Linked DNA regions of Homo sapiens: all the other regions are linked to region 2. Evidence: read pairs that join two places in POLR2A ChIA-PET (ENCODE). Cell type or tissue: PC-9. All regions are shown on one strand. Each heading gives the region's core, and the rest is flanking DNA. Links, peaks and the distances in the headings are about the cores only.

Region 1 (5,000 bases), core at 1-5,000, 82 kb after region 2:
GCAACCTCCACCTCCTGGGTTCAAGCAATTCTCCCACCTTAGCCTCCTGAGTAGCTGGGATTACAGGTGCACGTCACCAAGCCCAGCTAATTTTTGTATCTTTTTATTAGAGATGGGGTTTCACCATGTTGGCCAGGCTGGTCTCGAACTCCTGACCTTGTGATCCACCCTTCTCAGCCTCCCAAAGTGCTGGGATTACAGGCGTGAGCCACCGCGCCCGGCCACATACCCAACTATGAAACCTGTAGGAGTAGCAGTTATTTGACCAGTGTTTTCTGGCACTCTGGAATATTCAGGCAGTCTGGCAGCAATGCCATTAACATCTGATTGCTGCCTTATTCTCCTCAACTGTTCACACAAGAAGGTATCTGAGGCCAAGGTGGGTGGATCACTTGAGATCAGGAGTTCAAGACCATTGTGGACAAATGGCAAAGCCCCGTCTCTACTAAAAATACAAAAATTAGCTGAGCGTGATGGCACACGCCTGTAATCTCAGCTACTCGGGAGACTGAGGCAGGAGAATTGCTTGAACCCAGGAGGCGGAGGTTTCAGTGAGCCAAGATTGCACCATTCCACTCCAGCCTGGGCAACAGAGTGAGACTCTTTCAAAAAAAAAAAAAAAATGGTATCTGAAAACCAGAATTGGGTCCTGGTTGGTCAGAGATCTTTCAGACAATGTGCCACACACTTTCCAGCACTTCCCACGTGCGCTGCCTCGTAACCTCGCCGTGACCCCGTGAAGAGTTTTAGTTGGCCCTGACTCAGTGCGCTTTGCACAGTAAATGAATTTTATTAGCATTAATGGAAATACGAAATTCAGGAGTCTCATTTAGTTTTCACAGCAGTCCTCTCAGGTAAGAGAGATTATTCCCATTTTATGGACAAGAAAATGGAAGCTTAGGTTGAGTGACTTGTCTAATTTCATCCAGCTAAGGAGTACACACAACAGGTAAGGAGCAAAGCTGGGGTTTAAATTCAAAGTCCTTGATTCCATGGATAGTGAAATATTCACCACAAAACTCACGGCACTCAACCTTAGGCCTTTCCAGTCTCTCCACCCCTTCTAAAACCTTGTAGGGCACTTCATTTTCAATTTGTAGTTTTGTATTCTCTTTCTTAAGGGCGACCCTTAAATGTTGGATGCCTATGCAGGGAGCAAATCATGAAAGCAGTCTTCAAAAACTGGAAGACTGGGCATGTAAGAGAATGATATATTTATGCATTTATTTTATTTTATTTTTTTGAGACAAAGTCTCGCTGTGTTGCCCAGGCTGGAGTGCAGTGGTGCAATCTCTGCTCACTGCAAGCTCTGCCTTCTGGGTTCAGGCGATTCTCCTGCCTCAGCCTCCCAAGTAGCTGGAACTACAGCCATCCGCCACCACACCCAGCTAATTTTTGTATTTTTAGTAGAGACAGCGTTTTTCACCATGTTGGCCAGGCTGGTCTCGAACTCCTGACCTCAAGTGATTCGCCTGTCTCGGCCTCCCAAAGTGCTGGGATTACAGGCGTGAGTCACCACGCCTGGCCTATTTATGCATTTATTTATTTTACTTTCAACTTATATTTTGACTCGGGGGGTGCATGTGTGGGTTTGTTACCTGGGTATATCATGTGATGCCAAGGTTTGGAGTATGACTGATCCTGTCACCCAGGTGGTGAGCATAGCACACAATAGTTACTTTTTTAACCCTTATTCCCCTCTCTCCCACCCCCCCTCATAGTCCCCAGTGTCTGTTGTTCCCATCTTTATGTCCACGAGTACCCAATGTGGAGGTCCCACTTATAAGTGAGATATGCGGTATTTGGATTTCTGTTCCTGCGTTAATTCACTTAGGATACTGGCCTCCAGCTGCATCCATGCTACTGCAAAGGACATGATTTCCCTTTTTAAGGAGGATTTAGACCCCCTGTCTATCATTCCTTCAGTCTGGTTGAAGGAGGATCCAGGAAGCCAGAATTTGGTTCAGTATAAAAAATGGCCTTGGGACAAGCCCTTCTGTAAAACCTGGACAGGAACTGTGAACGGCTGTGCCGCTGCAGTGTCTCAAGAATGGGACTGAAGCTGAGGGAAGGTGTCCCGGTGGTCCTTCAGGGGCATCTGCCGGAGAGGAGTCCCAGCGGGGGAGCTGGCAGCAGTTACCACCCCTGTGCCACTGCTGCCTGCCTCAGTTATAAATTTCTGGTGAGGCAAGGATGTGAGAATCGGATATAGTTAAGGATGAGCTTAGAAATGTTTGTTGATTGACTGAATGAGTGTATCAGATAAGAGTATTGGGCTCTAATCCAATGAATCAGATTTATCTGGGCTTTCTTGAAATCAAGGTCCTTATTTACAGCATTAATAAGACTTGGTCCCCACCTTCAAGATACCTGCAACGCAGTAAAGGAGATGATGAAATATATACACACACACGTGTGCATTTATACTCATAGTTTTAATACAGGATGGAATGCTAGAGTAAAATGGTACAAAGCCTATAGGATTTCATAGGAAGAGATGATCCCACCTATGTGGGGGTGGAGGGAAACTGAGTGTCAGGGTATGATATGTAATATCCCCATGGTCAGCGTTGGAAGTGGAAAGGGTGATCTTTTCTGGAGAAGGGAACAGAGAGAAGGGATGGGATATTTCCATTGACCTGGGATTTAGGGCTCATGGAGAGGATCATGGGAGATAAATTTTTTTTTTTTTTTTTTTTTTTTTTTGAGATGGAGTCTTGCTCTGTCACCCAGGCTGGAGTGCAGTGGCGTCATCTCGGCTCACTGCCAGCTCCGCCTCCCGGGTTCACACCATTCTCCTGCCTCAGACTTCTGAGTGGCTGAGACTACAGGCACCCGCCACCACGCCCGGCTACTTTTTTGTATTTTTAGTAGAGAAACACGGGATTTCACCATGTTAGCCAGGATGGTCTCGATCTCCTGATCTCGTGATCCACCTGCCTCGGCCTCCCAAAGTGCTGGGATTACAGGCGTGAGCCACCACGCCCAGCCAGGGATAAATTTTTAAAAACTTGGCCAGGCAAGGTGGCTCACGCCTGTAATCCCAGCACTTTGGGAGGCCGAGGCGGGCGGATCACCTGAGGTCAGGAGTTCGAGACCAGCCTGACCAATATGGTGAAACCACATCTCTACTAAAAATACAAAAAGTAGCTGGGCGTGGTGGGGGGCACCTATAGTCAGTCCCAGCTACTCGGAAGGCTGAGACAGAATTGCTCGAACCTAGGAGGCAGAGGTTGCAGTGAGCCGAGGTCGTGCCACTGCACTCCAGCCTGGGTGACGGAGCAAGACTCTGTCTCAAAAAAACAAAAACCCCTTAATGAGCCTCGTTATTTTGTGTGCCAGGCTGCAGATTCTGGGTTTGTATGTTCTTGTTTCAAATTGAAATAAGAATTGGTATTATTAGGACTAAAAGGTTTTGAGTTATTAAAAAAAAACTGACTAATATTTTAGAAGTATGAGTTCAAAGGTAAAATAAAAATTACTAGGTGACTGAAGAGGCATATTAAATGGTGAGCTCTTTACAATGAAGCTGGACTTTTAGACTCCAGAGTAAGCCTGTTCCTATAACTCTTGGGTGCACTGATGCTGATCTGTGTGACTCAGGCATTTAAACTCGAAGGCAGGGCTGTTAGTAGCTTCCATTTTTATAACTATAGAAATTTGTTACCTACTAAGATCTCTCTTTTTCTTCTTATTTGATTAAACATTTTAATCTTAGGCCATGTTTATTCTTCTGCCTAATTTCTCATTTCATATTAACATTTTAAAATAGCTTATGAGTCCCCCGGGAAGTTTAGAAATGTACTTTCATTTTAAAATGGGAATTAAAATATACTTTATGTGTTTTTTAAATGTATACCTTTACTGAGAAATGAACCTAATAAACATCAAACTCAATTTCTAACTTTATTATTTTTAAATGCCTCTTTTTACATAATTAAACCCTGTGCCTATAGACTTTGTGCACCGCTTTTTAAAATGTAACATTCCACACATGAGCCTTGGCACCATCGTGGAGCCGTGAGCCAGGGAGGAAGATGAAGACTGGAGTACTGGGATTGGGTACAGGGTTTGTTTCTTCTTGGTTCGTGGGGAAAATTGTCCCTTAGTTTGGGGAGGGTGGGCGGGGTAGTTATCCCTTGGTATTCTGAAAATGACATAAAACCAAATGTCTAATAATCAAGAAATTGCAGTAGTTTTTCTTTGATATTTAAATACCAGTGTGCTCATTTATTTTATATTTATTTATTTATTTATTTTGAGACAGAGTCTTCCTCTGTTGCCCAGGCTGGAGTGCAGTGCCATGACCTCAGCTCACTGTAACCTCCACCTCCCAGGTTGAAGTGATTCTCCTGCCTCGACATCCTGAGTAACTGGGATTACAGGCGCCCACCACCACGCCCAGCTAATTTTTTGTATTTTTAGTAGAGGTGAGGTTTCACCAAGTTGGCCAGGCTGGTCTTGAACTCCTGACCTCAGGTGATCCGCCTGCCTCGGCCTCCCAAAGTGCTGGGATTATAGGTGTGAGCCACCGCACCTGGCCCAGTGTGCTCATTTAAATGAACATCTCCTGTCTCGTAGGCATTGTTCTAGTTGCTGGGGATAAATCAATGAAACAGAAGTCCCTGCCATCAGGGAACTAACATTCTAGTGGGGTGGACAGATAAACAAGTCTAATATCCAGGTAGTAATAAGGCAAGGGGCCACTGAGTGATAGAAGGGGTGGGATGCAGCTGTTTTAGGTAGGGTGGTCAGGGACGTGCACTGCGGGGAACTCATCAGGCAGGTGTCTGGGGAGAACATTCTAGTGGGAGCTGGCAAGTGCAAAGGCCCTGAGGCTTTAGTGGGCTTGGGTCACACATGTAAGCCAGTGTGGCTGAGGGGCAGGCGAGGATGAGGTCTGCAGACAGAAGGCATGAGGCTGGGTCGCGTAGGGCTTTGAGAGTCCTGGCAAGGGCTCTACCTCTTAACCCCGGGTGCAGATGGGGCTTCTGGAGGTT
Region 2 (7,418 bases), core at 1,500-6,499:
GTTACAGTACCCTAGCCTCGGAAACAGGGTGAGACTCTGTCTCAGAAAAAAAAAAAAAAGATAACAGTTGAGTCATTTCACCTGTTCGTGCCTCAGTCTCCTCGTCTATGCAGCAGACCTGGGGCGGGGATCAGCTAACAGGTGCTGGCTATACCGGCAGGTGATTCCCGAAAGCTGGACCCACTCAGGGAAGGTGCGACGCGCTTACCTGTGCAGCCAGCGCGCCATCTAGTGGACGCAGTGGGCAGTCAGCGCAGCTCCCCACACACCTGCCCCTCCTGACTCCCAGGCTACCGCTAGGGCTCAGGAAGGTTTGACGGACTCCAGTTCTATGAAACCGTAGCGCAAGGCAGGCCCCTTAGCCTTCCCTGCAGGGGAGAGTGGAACTCCAGGGCTGCTGCCTGTCACGATCCTCTCCTTTCGTCCATCCACAACTCTGATATAGCACACTCAGGAAGAATAAGACTGGACAGGTGTGGAGAGGGAGAAATTGACTTAGCACACTATTTATTTATTTATTTTGAGACAGTGTTCGAGATCAGCCTGGGCAATATGATGAAACCCTGTTTCTACTAAAAATACAAAGATTAGCCGGGCGTGGTGGTGCACACCTGTAATCCCAGCTACTCAGGAGACTGAGGCAGGAGAATCGCTTTAACCTGGGAGGCAGAGGTGGCAGTGAGCCGAGATCACACCATTGCATTCCAGCCTGGGTTACAGAGTGAGACTCCATCTCAATAAATAAATAAATAAATAAAATTATATATATACACATATACACATATATACATATATACATATATATACATATATATATACACATATATACATATATACATATATATATACACATATATATAGAAAGAGAGAGAGAGAGAGAATAAAATGTACAATTCAGCCAGGTAAGGTGGCTCACGCCTGTAATCCCAGCACATTGGGAGACCAAGGCAGAAGGATTGCTTGAGTCAAGGCATTTGAGACCAGCTTGGGCAACACAGTGAGACCTCATGTCTACAAAGAATCAAAAAATTAGCCAGGCACAGTAGTGTGCACCTGTGGTCCTAGGTACTAGAGAGGCTGAGGTGAGAGGATCGCTTGAACCTAGGAGTTTAAGACCAGCCTGGGCAACATAGCAAGACCTCAGATTTGCAAAATATTTTTAAAATGAGCTGGGCACAGTGCTGCACACTTGTGGTCCCAGCTACTCTGGAGGCTGAGGCAGGAGGATCACTTGAGCCCAGGAGGTTGAGGTTGCAGTGAGCTATGATCACACCGCTGCACTCCAACCTGGGCGACAGAGTGAGACTCTGTCTCAAAAAATAAATAAACAGATAGATAAGTAAATCAGTAAAATAAAATGTACAATTCAGGGAGATCCAGTACATTCACAATGTTGTACAATCCTCACCTCTGACTAGTTCAAAACCTTTTCACCACCCTAGAAGGAAATCCCATCACCTCTCTTGTTGTATAACCAAGAGTTACATGACCCCGAAGAAAATGACAAAATCCAGGCCCCATGGGGGCCCTGGGTTTACATGGGGGAGACTGGTTTCAGTTTGCTATCCAGCGAGGGAGGCAGGCACAGGGCTAGGGGTTGAATGAGCTCTCCGGGGCTAAAAAGCCGCCCCTACCTTCCCCGGGTAGGGTATGTCTATTTTTTTTTTTTTTTTTATGAGACAGAGTTTCACTCTTGTCGCCCAGGCTGGAGTACAGTGGTGCGATCCTGGCTCACTGCAACCTCCGCCTCCTGGGTTCAAGAGATTCTCCTGCCTCAGCCTCCTGAGTAGCTGGGATTACAGGCATGTACCACCCACACCTGGCTAATTTTTATGTTTTTAGTAGAGATGGAGTTTCACCATGTTAGCCAGGCTGGTTTCGAATGCCTGACCTCAAGTGATCCACTCGCCTCGGCCTCCCAGAGTGTGGGATTACAGGTGTGAGCCACCACGCCTGGCCAGTAGGATATGTCTTTTAGCTGAGACATACAGTAATAGGAGGCAGAGTATTTATTAGAAGATCCTCTGGTTGGATTATAAAAGTTAGAGACATGGAGGAGATAAGAACACAACCTCAAAGTAAGGGCAACCTTTCCCTACAGTAGCCAAGGACACACCTTCCTCCGCTACAGAACAATCCCCAGCGATTTTCTCACCCTGAGATTCTCCGGTCCCTCCACAAACATGTCATCATAGGAAGTTAATACCTATGATCCTGGTGTCCTTCACCTTTTCCACAAAGCCCAGCCTGGGTGGTGGAGTTTATCTCCAAGACAAACAGAGCTGCCCCTGTGTCTATGACTGCTTGTATTTGCTGATGACGTCACATCCGTCCTGGGCTGCCTGATCCAAGTGACTCAAGGGTGAGTCTCTGGTCATAGTGAGTCATGCCTCAACCCACCCTGGCAGACAAGGACGTGGCTCCAGGGGAGACCTGGTCCTCAGAGAGCTAAGCTAGGGTGAAACCCTACAGAGGAGGTGTGGCTGCTGATATAAAGGCTGCTGATGAAGGGACATCTCAGATCCCCAGACCCATACCCAGTACCCTGCAGGCTCTGTCTATACCATGTGGGTAAAACTCACAGTGTCTCATTCCCATTTTGCCAATAAGCAGGGGGAAAGGCTCAATGTGGAGAAACATCTTACCAGGACACACAGCAAGAAAGTGACAGCAGGGTTTGCTTACCGTCTGGTAGCAGAGGCAGCAAAATCAGACCAACAGCAATAATTTCAAAAGACCAGTGGAGGAAGGGTGTTCCATGGGAGAGGTGGGCAAAGCCAGCTTGTAAAGCATCGATCAGAACACTGAGGTTTCGGAAGTGTGAGTCCAGATTCCAGCAGCCTGACCCGGGATTCCTCCGAAGCAACGATCTCCAAATGGTAGCCTGGGAGCTTGGGTGGCCTGTGGGGTTTCTTCCAAGCTTCCCTGGTCACCTAGCCTATCTGTGACTCAGGCATTTCTCTACCATTGTGAGGCAGAGAAATGGGCCAGCAGAAATAAATCAAAGTCAGGGGTGGTGGCATGCAGCTGTGGTTCCAGCTACTCAGGAGGATCGCTTGAGCCCAGGAGTTCAAAGCCGCTGGGAGTTATGATGGTGCCATAGTACTCCAGCCTGGGCAACAGAGTAAGACTGCATGTATCATAAAATAAAATAAAATAATTAAATAAATTAAATAGTAAGAAAATTCATTCAAGAAAGTTTACTCTGCTGGCTGGGAGCGGTGGTGCATGCCTATAATCCCAGCACTTTGGGAGGCCAAGGTGGGCGGATCACCCGAGGTCAAGAGTTCGAGACCAGACTGGCCAATATGGTGAAACCCCGTCTCTACTAAAAATACAGAAAAATTAGCTGGGTGTGGAGGCAGGCGCCTGTAATCCCAGCTACTTAGGAGGCTGAGGCAGGAGAATCGCTTGAACCCAGGAGGCGGAGGTTGCAGAGAGCCAAAATCATGCCACTGCACTCCAGCCTGTGTGACAGAGTGAGACTCTGTCTCAAAAATAAAAAAAGAAAGAAAGTTCACTCTGTTTAAAAAAAAAAAAAGGTAGCTAAACTTGAAATGCATTTGCATGGTAGTTGCACAACCTTTGAGGGGGTGTGGAAATTACACGTGACTTGACCAACCAGACTGAATGTGGGGGGTGAAAGACCAGGCCAGAAAACTTCAGCATGAGCTGCAATTTCTGTTGACAGCAGAGATCAAAGGCAGCCTTGAAGGGGAAGGAGGGGACAGCCGATGCAGGCAGTGACTTTCCCTCGACCTCCACTCAGGCAGCCCTGGCTGCTACTCCGACTCACCTGAAGTCACACCTGGTAGGTGGCAGCCACATCTTTGGGGAAATGCCCCCAAGGAAAACCGTGGCCTCTCACCACTCCCACAAGGTCATCTGGAGCACTGCTCCCTCCAACTCCTATTGACCAGGACAGAGGGAGCTGGGGACATGACCGTGATGTGACTTACTCCAAGTCACAGGGGATGTTATCACTGAGACATGAAGTGAATTCCCCAGACCTACTGTTTTCCCACCAGGATGAGGACACTGTCTTTGCATTTCTGTCCCGTTTCAAGGAGTCCTCAGGAACCGAGGCCACAGCCTCCAGCTGCTCAGAATTGGGAAGGGGGTTTCCTGTTGTAGCCAATGTCAGGCTTATCAGGGCCTGGAAACATCTCCAGGCAAAAATATGACCTCTTTGTCCTAGCTGCTGTGCCTATGAGGAGGAAGAATCCATTGATTCTAGACTCAGGAGTCTATTCAACAAGCAAACAGCAGTCAGAGCTGAGGGGAAAATGCACACGCCCACATATTTCACCTGTTAGTGTCAATATCCAAATGTTTCAAAACCAAATAAGATCTAAATGACTTTCTGGCCGGGCGCAGTGGCTCACGCCTGTAATCCCAGCACTTTGGGAGGCTGAGGCGGGCGGATCACGAGGTCAGGAGATCGAGACCATCCGGGCTAACACAGTGAAACCCCGTCTCTACTAAAAATACACACAAAAAAATTAGCTGGGTGTGGTGGCGGGCGCCTGTAGTCCCAGCTACTCCAGAGGCTGAGGCAGGAGAATGGCGTGAACCCGGGAGGCGGAGCTTGCAGTGAGCCGAGATCGTGCCACTGCACTCCAGCCTGGGCAACAGAGCGAGACTCTGTCTCAAAAAAAAAAAAAAAGATCTAAATGACTTTCTGTCATTTTGCCATGAGTAAACAGCCAAAATCTCAGCTCCTTTTGTGTTCAGAAGAAAGCCTTTGCTAGAAGAAAAAGAATCTTGGCCAGGGACAGTGGCTTACGTCTGTATTCTCAGCACTATGGGAGGCCAAGGTGGGAGGATCGCTGGAGTTCAAGACCAGCATGGCCAACATAGTGAAACCCCGTCTCTACTAAAAATACAAAAATTACCCAGGCATGGTGGCACGCGCCTGTAATCCCAGCTACTCGGGAGGCTGAGGCAAGAGAATTGCTTGAACACGGGAGGTGGAGATTGTGGTGAGCTAAGATCACATTACTGCACTCCAGCCTGGGCGACAGAGTGAGACTGTGTCTCAAAAAAATATATACATATATATTTTACATATAAAAAATATATACATATACACATATATATACACACACACACATATATATATGACCAACTCTTGATGTCAGAAAAATATATTATTATTATGCATTTATGTATTTTGAGACAAAGTCTTGCTCTGTTGCCCAGGCTGGAGTGCAGTGGTGGGATCCTGGCTTACTGCAGCCTCAACCTCCTGGGCTCAGTGAATCCTCCCACCTCAGCCTCCCAAGTAGCTGGGACTACAGGCATGTGCTACCCCATCTAGCTAATTTTTGTAGAGACAGGCTTTCACTGTGTTGCCCAGGCTGGTCTTAAACTCCTAGGCTTAAGCAATCCACCCTCCTCGGCCTCCCAAAGTGCTGGGATTACAGGCATGAGCTACCACAACAGGTTAAGAATTTTTTGAAAAAGAGAAATGATCTAAGAATTATTTGCTCCATTGCAAGCCCAAAGATAATCATCATTTTAGCTGATAATAATGCATGAATACTATTCAAGGATTTCTGAGGATATTGTCAATGTTATTTTGTGGGAAGTCTTGCAGTAACAGTGACTCAAAAGCAAAGTGATTTCTCTAGACAAGGTTCCTATTTTCCAACCTTGAAAAATGATTCTGAAATTTATTTCTTAGAAGAGTGGGTGTAAAATGATGTTCTTTGATTACGTTGAAACGAAAGTGCTTTTGGAAAGTGGCCTAAGGACATAAATTCACAGACAATAGGTTTTTCAAGAGCACCCCAATTTTAATAACATTTCCCTCCTTTGGTCTCCATAATCATACTGGAATTTGGCAGCCCGTGATCTTTCATTTTATCTCAAAATATGGTCATCCCCAAAATGAAAAAATTTAAATGTATGAAAAGTCTCAGGAGAACATTTCTCACCATTTGAATTTTTTTCACTTGAAGATTTGTTCTGTGTGTATATGTTGAATTCAACACAATGGCAAATTCTCCCAGGTTTTAAGAACAGTATAGGTCATTTGGGAATGTTTTAGATGAAAGGAACAGAAAACTCCATGCTCACAGATGCTGTGAGAGGCTCAGGATGTGTCTCTCCACTCGGCCAATCTCAACTTGATGATGCTTGGTCTTGTTTGTTGCTCAGAGCAGCTTACAAGATGTTGGTTACTTCTTGCATGATATCATCATATCTGCTTACTCGCCCTCCTCTCTCTCCCCCTCCCTCTCCTTCATTCCTTCATTCCTTCCTCTCCTTTCTTTCTTTCCTTTTTTTTTTTTTTCGAGACAGAGACAGAGTCTCACTCTGTTGCCAGGCTGGAGTGCAATGGCGTGATTTCGGCTCATTGCAACCTCTGCCTCCCAGGTTCAAACGATTCTCCTGCCTCAGCCTCCCAAGTAGCTGGGATTACAGGCACACACCACCACACCCAGCTAATTTTTGTATTTTTAGTAGAGACGGGGTTGGCCAGGATGGTCTTGATCTCTTGACCTCGTGATCCGCCCACCTCGGCCTCCCAAAGTGCTGAGATTACAGGCCTGAGCCACTGTGCCCAGGCTTTCTTTCTTTTTCTTTCCTTTCATTCCCTCTCCTTCCTTCCTTTTTTCTCTCTCCCTTCCTCCCTCCCTCCCTTCCTTCATTCCTTCCTCGCTTTTCTTCCTTTTCTTTCTTTCCTTTCTTTCTCTCTTTCTTCCTTGCTTCTTCTTTCCCTTCCTTCCTCCCTTTCCTTTCCTTTCCCTTCCCTTCCCTTCTCTTTTCTTCCTTCCTTCCTTCCTCTCTCTCTCTTTCTCTCTTTCTTTCTTTCTGACATAGTCTCGTTCTGTTGCCCAGGATGCAGTACAGCAGCACAATCACAGCTCACTGCAGCCTCGAACTCCTGAACTCAAGCAATCTTCCTGCCTCATCTTTCCAAGTAGCTGTGACTACAGGTGCTTGCCACCACACCTGCCTATTTTTTTTTCTTTGTAGAGATGGGGTCTTGCTATGTTGCCCAGGCTGGTCTCAGACTCCTGGGCTCAAGCGATCCTCCTGCCTCAGCCTCCCAAAGCATAGGGATTGCAGGCGTGAACCCCTGCACCCAGCCCACATGTGCTTTCTAGGAAGTTATGAGGAGGGCAAAAAAAAACAAAGACTTCCTGAAAAAAAAAAAGAGAGAAAGAAAGAGAGAGAGGAAGGAAGGAAGGAAGGAAGGAAGGAAGGAAGGAAGGAAGGAAAAGCCTTCCAGAACCTCCACTATTTCACTTTTCAGCCTTCTCAGTAGACCTTTGTCTCCTTGTCTCCTTCGTTTCCTTTGTCTCTGGCCAGAATGTGTCTGTTTTGCTGCTCCTGCCTGCAAGGAAACCAGAAAACCAGGGTTCTATCTCTCTGCCCCCTGTTGTAGAAAAAAGGGGCAGAGGCCGGGC
Region 3 (7,418 bases), core at 1,467-6,466, 240 kb after region 2:
GATCTCTGTTTTAATGTTAATGCTGGTCAGTTGTGCCTGAATTCCAAAGGGAGAGTATAATGGGGAATCTGATCGCCCCCTCCCCATCATGTCCTGAACTGTGAGATGTCCTTGGCTGAGAGGATGAGTTCATTCAGACAATTGGAAAGCTTAAAGTTTTATTTTTAGTTTACATTTCTTCCATATTTCAGCTATTGTGAATGATGCTGGTATGAACATGGGTGTACAAATTATCTCTTTAAGACCCTGTTTTCAACCATTTTGGGGATATGCCCATAAGTGGCATCACTGCATCACATGGAAATTCTATTTTCAATATTTATGAGGAGCCACCATACTGCTTCCCACTGTGACTATACCATTTTACCTTCCCACCAACAGAGCACAAGGGTTCCAATTTTTCCACGTCCTCACCAAAACATATTATTGTTTGATGTTGATAGTAGCCATCCTAATGGGTGTAAGGTGGTATTTCATTATGGGAAATTGACTTGGATTTTCCTAATGATCACTGATGCTGGGCATCTTTTGGTGTACCTATTGCCATTTGTATATTTCCTTTGGAGAAGGAAATACACACTTTCCTTCATTTTCTAATCAAGCTGTTTGTTTTGTTGTTGAGTTGCACGAATTCTCCATATATGCTTTATATAACCCTTTTCAGATATATAATTTGCAAATACTTTCTCCATTTGGTGGTTATCTTTTCACCCTATTGATAGTGTCTTTTGATTAACAAAGTTTAAACATTTTCATGTAGTCTTCTATGTTGTTGTTGCTTGTGCCTTTGATGTCATACCCAATAAATAACTGCTGAATAAATCACTGTCATAAAGTTTTTTCCTTATTTTCTTCTAAGACTTTTATAGTTTTGCATCTTACATTTAGGTCTTTGATCCATTTTGAGTTAATTTTTGTATATGGTGTTAGTTAAGGGTTCAACTTCATTTTTTGCATGTGGATATCCCATTTTCCCAGCAGCATTTGTTGAAAACACTATCCTTTCTCCATTGAATAGTCCTGGTACTCTTGTTAAAAATCATTTGACCGGCTGGGTGCAGTGGCTCACAACTGTAATCCCAGCACTTTGGGAGGCCAAGGCAGGCAGATCACAAGGTCAAGAGATGGAGACCTTCCTGGCCAACATGGTGAAACCCAATCTCTACTAAAAATACAAAAATTAGCCGGGCATGATGGTGGGTGCCTGTAATTCCAGCTACTGGGGAGGCTGAGGCAGGAGAATCGCTTGAACCCAGGAGGCGGAGGTTGCAGTGAGCTGAGATCGTGCCACTGCACTCCAGCCTGGCAACAGAGCGAGGCTCCATCTCAAGAAAAAAGAAAAAAGAAAAAAATCATTTGACCATATATATGAAGTTTTATTTCTGGGCTCTCTCTTCTATTTCATTGGTCTATATGTCTTCCTTATGCTAGTACAACACTGTTTTGATTACTGTAGCTTTGTAGTAAGTTTTAAAATCAGAAAAGGTGAGTCTTCTAGCTTTGTTCTTCTGTTTCAAGACTGTATTGTATTGAGTATTTGAGGTCCCTTCAGAATCCATATGAATTTTAGGATATGCTTTTCTATATCTGTAATCCCAGCTACCTGGGAGGCCTAGGAGGGAGGATCCCTTGAGTCCTTGAGATGGAGGCTACAATGGGCTATGATTGCACCACTATTCCAGCCTGGATGGCAGGGTGAGAGCCCATCTCTTTGGGGAGAACTTTACCGGTCCACAAATCTAGTTGACATGTGAAAATGCATGTTCTTGTTATAGATCATAAATGACTTAGGCTCAGTACAATAGAGTTCTCCAAACACAAGTCTTGGTTTGCAAACAGAAGTTGAAGAGGAATCAAGAAACACAAGCTAAGTTCTCCCTCAACTGAGCTGCTGGAAAAACAGCATCTCCAGATTTTCTTTCAGGCTTTGAGAATTTTTCTCCCATTCCACACTTTTATCTTGATACTGATATCACTGTGGCGCAGAAGGGCTCCGCAGAAGGGCTCCCCAGCTCCTATTCCCTGAATCCTCCTCCTCCTCCCCTCCTCTTTCTCTCTCTCTCTCCCTCAGTCTGCCGGGCGCTCACGGAACCGGAACCAGCTGGGCCCGGCCCGACCTGAAAGAGTGTTTCCTTGTATTTTCAGAGTGACTAAGAAGGAACTCTAAAATGCTATTAGCAAAATTGGTGAATTTTTTTTACAGCTTGTATTACTTGAGTAATAGTCTAGTAATAGTCTGTTATAAGTAAATATTAATATAATTTATAACTTCAAGCACCCAAAAATAATCCACATTATTAAAAATGTTTATTTTTCCCCTTTCTCAAAGATATGCAAGCGTTGTAGTCAGGCCCTTTCCAAATTACTTTCATGACTTCCAAACTCTCTACTTCTCCACAAGGGAGGTAAAGAGCATATTTCAAGACACAGAACAATTATAGAATTTATTTTAAGAAACAGTTAATTTTCAAAAACACACAATTTGACAAGTAAAAACTACTTTTTCTAAAGGAACTTTCCACACAGACAACAGATTAAGTTTTTTGGCTTTTGGCTTTAACCCTTAGAGTCTTTATAATCACCAACTGGTATACGAATAAAAAAGCCATTAAATTAAAATAGAAAAGGAGGCCTAATTTATAGTTTTAAGTTGTAAACTGAAGATATCAAAGCTGAATTTCCATAGTGCAAAATGTATGTCTTTACAGAAAGGCAAAAGACCAAAAACTTAAACTATCACATTCATATTTTCAAAGATTTTAATTTCCAAAGCTCACATGTCTGAAATACAAGGATAATGGAGATGATGACAGCAACGGCTAACACCGATATAATTCGGTAACAGCTTGATACATAACATTGATTCAATAACATAATCATGGCTAATATTCAAAAAATACTTACTTCACAAGAGGCATTTTATGTTTTCTCTAAGTGTTTAATCTTCACCACAAACCTGTGAGGTGGGTACTATTATTTTCCTCATTAACAAATATGGACACTGAGGCAGAGAATTGAAGTGACTTCGCTAGGGCCACAAAGCTAGCAAGGTAGTGTTCGGTAATATGTTTGTGTTTTCACCGTCAATAACTCTCAACGATGATGCAGTGACACTTGGAGCTGCTGTTCCAAGCACGCAGCTGGTCCTCAATGTGGATTCCAGTTAGCTACCTCACATCACTTGCCACACTCTTTGTGCTTACAAGTGATTTTCTGCACTCCATCCAGAAGCCTTCAGGCCTGCTGAACTGCCTGGGAAAAACCTTGGGACACCTGTGACTCCACTGTTATGAACAACAAAGAATCTTCTAATTGTAAGAAGAATGTTGGTCCCCATTTCTTGGAATTAAGCAAGGGAGAGAGGGAGGGAGGGAGAAAGGGAGGGAGGGAGAAAGGGAGGGAGGGAGAGAGGGAAGGAGGGAGAGAGGGAGGAGGAACATGCCATATGAGGACAGAAAAGTGAAAATGCTTTAAGTAAGGCTGCTCTATCCACTGGGCCAACAGCTGCGACTGCAGAGATACAGGTTTTGCCAACAGAGGCTCCGTCACTGGGCACCACCAACGACCACCTCTAGGGTCTATAAACAGACCCTGTGAACCTTCCCGACATCTCCCTCCTGAGACCAGAACAAGGAGCTGGATGCCAGCATCCCAACAAGGGCAAGCACGCATCCTGCTAGGCCAGGGGCAGCAGCCTGAGGCTAGCTTGGGCGATGTCGAGCTCAGGCATTTCCTGGATGGCAGGATGACTGTCCCAGTCCCTCCCTCCTCTTCTCTCTCCATACTAACATTCCACGTAGGTCTTTGGATACTTGAAATGCAAAGGCTTGGTAAAAGATGAACAATTACGCCTGCAGAAGGTCCTTGGCTCTCATTATAAAACTCGAAAGCAAGCAACTGGTGTTCCCAGGGGAAAAGGCAATGCTTCTCATGACCTGAAACCCAGAGGTGGTGAGGAAGCAAACAGTGGCAGGACTGGGTCCTGCCCCACTCCTCCCCAAGTGCCCAGGCTCCACAATGCAGTGGGAGGGAGCCCTGGGCAGTCAGGAGGCCAGGAGCTCATCTCAGTTCCACTGCTGCAAGACCATGTGATGCTGGGCTGGTCACATGCATAGCAGAGGAGCCTCAGTTTCCTCACGAAACAACAGGTTGCACTTGAAATGGTTAACTCACAAGGCTGTTGCAAGGGTAACACTGAAAAATACATGAAATGTTTTGAAAACATAAAAGTGCTGTACAGATTCAAAGTAATGATACAATTTGGGCCAAAGTTGGTAAAAATAAATATTATCTGAAGCCCAATAACGTGCAAAGCTAAAGAAAAACACACAGGTGTCACTTCTTAACAACAGAGGGAACTCTTGACGTCAATGGCTGCTTTTGTCAGGAAATGCAAACACACAGCCAGTCTGCTCTCCCTTCAAGTTGAAAAACAGGTCCAGGGATGAGGCTACCAGTGGCACCAGCCCCGCCCGGCTCTCAGAAGGCTCTGGCAGCGTCGCCTGAGCTTGGCAGCACTTGCTGTGACTGAGACCACAGTAACCATGAGACTCAGGGCCGCATGAGCAGAGCGATCGACAGAAAGTGGGAGCTCGCGGTTCTGAAGGGTTCCCACCCCGATTCACAAGGAAGTACCACTGCTTGCTGCTCACTCACGCTAGGACTAGTTTGCGCGTCTTCGGGGTTCTCCAATGCAAACTCAACACGCAGGAGGCATTTTCAAAATAATCCACACCTCTATTATGTGAACTACTTATGCTTTCCCGAGTAATCTGGATTCCTGATAAGAAGAGTTCACAGACAGGAAGCAAAATACCGGAAAGTTACTGAATATTCTTCTAGCAGCTTGGCATACTTTATCTCCATCTTGACAACAGCACTCCAGGGCTTTAAAGACGATCCCCATTTTATAGAAGAGATAGAGCTCCGAAGGATGAAATAACCAGGCTTATACTGGTAAAGCTGATGAGAGGTGAATGAAAACTTCAATTCCAAAGCCTCCCTCTGCTCGTCACGTCATTCTGACTCTGGCAGCCACAAAGACTTAAGCTTCCGAAGGGACTCTGCACTTAACACTCTAAGATGGGATGGAGACGTACCAGGAGAGGATTAAAACAAGAGGATTCCGATAAAGCACACAGAGGCAACTTTATACTAGAGTTTTGACAGTGTTTGCCCTGCTTATTAGGTCAGTCTTTGCTAGCTGGGCAATGGTACATTTACTGAGTGCCTGCTGTGTGTATCTCAGGCACCTGCTAGGATTTGGGTACACAGAGTTCTTCCACAGGGTGTGAAATTCTTATTACACCCTAGGGAAAACGCCTCTGGCTGGAATAGGGTCCACCACTGATGGTGCATATGTATAGTCCCAGCTACCTGCGAGGCTGAGACAAGAGGATTGCTTGAGCCTGGGAAGTCAAGGCCAAGCAAGTGAGCCATGATCGTGCCACTGCACTCACTCAAGCCTGGGTGACAGAGCGAGACCCTGTCTCAAAAAAATAAAAAATAAATAAAAACCCTGTTCAGATTCGAATGGGAATTCTTTGAGTGAACTGGCATTTTTGTGTGGCCTCCCCACCATAAATCATGGTGCATCTTTCCATGTGTCCACATGTTATTTTACATTCTTCAATAAGATTTCATAGTTTTCTTCATACAGTCCTGTGTCTTTCTCACATAATATATACCCAGATAATTTATAATTTTGGCATTATTCAGAATAAAATGGTTTTTATCCACCTTCACTACTGGGTACATAATTACACCTGTACAGAGAAAAACTACTGACTTATGTATACTGTCTTATAAAAAGCCACAACAAATTCTTTTATGAATTCTAATTTTTTAAAAGCACAGTTTCTTGGTTTTTCTAAACATCCAACACCATGGCACCAGTAAAGAAGGGCAATGTTCTCTTCTTTTCCAATGATTGTGTGGTGTAGCTCGGTGGTTAACAGTGTGAAATCTGGAGGCAGACGGTGTAGCTTTGAATCCCAGCTCTGCTGGCTTCCAGTTGCACGACCCTGAACAAGTCAGTATACCTGTCTGTGCCTGCGTCTCCTGACCTGTAACACAGACGGGAAAACCAGCACTACCACTTAAGAGTTGGTGTAAAGTAGCTGGCATGTGGGAAGCATTCAGTAAATCATTATTATTATTGAGATGGAGTCTCGCTCTGTCATGCAGGCTGGAGTGCAGTGGTGCGATCTCAGCTCACTGCAACCTCTGCCTCCCGGGTTCAAGCGATTCTCCTGCCTCAGCCTCCCAAGTAGCTGGGATTACAGGCATGTGCCACCACGCCTGGCTAATTTTTTTGTATTTTTAGTAGAGATGGGATTTCACCATGTTGGCCAGGCTGGTCTCAAACTCCTGACCTCAAGTGATCTGCCCACCTCGGCCTCCCAAAGTGCTGAGATTACAGGTGTGAGCCACTGTGCCTGGCCTATTATTATTTTTTTCTTTTTTCCCCCTTATTTCTTGGGCCTATTATTTTTAAACTGATAATTTTATAGTTTGTGTTTGTATTAGCTAGTACCTCCAAAGAAATGTTGGAAGGTAACAGAAATAGTGGGCATCTCTGCCTGGTTTCTCATTTAATTGAAAGGACTTTATTATTTTGCCATTTAGCAATAGCATGATATTGCTATTAAGTTTTGGTAAAGTTTTGAGTCTTAGTCCATATGATATTTAAGTTGTATCTTTCCTTTCCTGTCGGAAGAAATGTTTCCCATCAGAGGAGAATATGTTTACATAGTCTATGTAAACACAGAATAGCTGCTGAATTATACTAAATGATGTTTCTGCAATCTATTGCTATAATGTATTTCTCCTCTTTTATTCTGTCAATGGAATGAATTATGTAGACATATTTTTATAATACACATCTACCCTTATAGTCCTAGAATAAGTCTTAATTGTTTTATTCACACACTGCTACATGCAGTTTGCTAGTATTTGTGTCTATGTTCATTCAGGAGAATCGTCAATAATTTCTTTATGTCATCTTTTGCTATTAAGCTTGTGTTGGATTCATGATATGAGTTATAGAAATTTCCGTCTTCTTTATGGTCCGGAATAGTTTAAATACACTGGAGCCACCTGTTCATTAAAGGTCAGACAGAGGACACCCATGAAACCCTCTGGACCTCGAGCCTTTTAAAATGAAAGCTCTTTAATCACCTTCCCAGTGTAGCTACTCGGCTGATTACAGTCTTTCCATCTCTTCTTGGGTTGTAGCTGCAGTCAAACTGGTTCCTTTCCCTTGAAGCCTTCCTCATTTCTGTGTGACATACATCATGGGAGATACAAAGGTCAGGAAGATACAATCCCTGCCTTCAGCAAGTCTTCCATGTAGAAAGGGAAATAAGGAAACTTCATGGACACCCACCATATATGAATTCCGGTTTGGTTTTCGTTTA

What was found. Peaks named below come from ENCODE experiments on the same cell type or tissue, not always from the same donor. Only the 100,000 strongest peaks of a DNase experiment are listed, where the experiment ranks them.
Region 1: POLR2A ChIA-PET joins it to region 2 with 5 read pairs; 14 of 35 experiments call an interaction of 5 or more read pairs at or near these places.
Region 3: POLR2A ChIA-PET joins it to region 2 with 6 read pairs; 1 of 35 experiments calls an interaction of 5 or more read pairs at or near these places.

Annotation. Positions count from the first base shown.
Region 1 is chr7:98,332,859-98,337,858 of GRCh38, reverse strand. All of the region lies in intron 3 of BAIAP2L1 (BAR/IMD domain containing adaptor protein 2 like 1), which reads left to right. Among named protein-coding and RNA genes, the nearest start is that of BRI3, 54 kb to the right of the region's middle. RefSeq lists a silencer at 3,515-3,715. In PC-9, for the core only: no CTCF peak of the experiment used is centred there; no DNase peak of the experiment used is centred there; H3K27ac peaks cover 455 bases.
Region 2 is chr7:98,414,004-98,421,421 of GRCh38, reverse strand. No RefSeq gene overlaps it. Among named protein-coding and RNA genes, the nearest start is that of BAIAP2L1, 17 kb to the right of the region's middle. RefSeq lists a silencer at 2,340-2,500 and an enhancer at 1,870-3,069. In PC-9, for the core only: no CTCF peak of the experiment used is centred there; DNase peaks (open chromatin) are centred at 2,321, 3,651 and 4,281; H3K4me3 peaks cover 1,757 bases; H3K27ac peaks cover 3,886 bases.
Region 3 is chr7:98,175,588-98,183,005 of GRCh38, reverse strand. The region is part of intron 7 of LMTK2 (lemur tyrosine kinase 2); the gene reads right to left. Among named protein-coding and RNA genes, the nearest start is that of BHLHA15, 32 kb to the left of the region's middle. In PC-9, for the core only: no CTCF peak of the experiment used is centred there; a DNase peak (open chromatin) is centred at 4,435.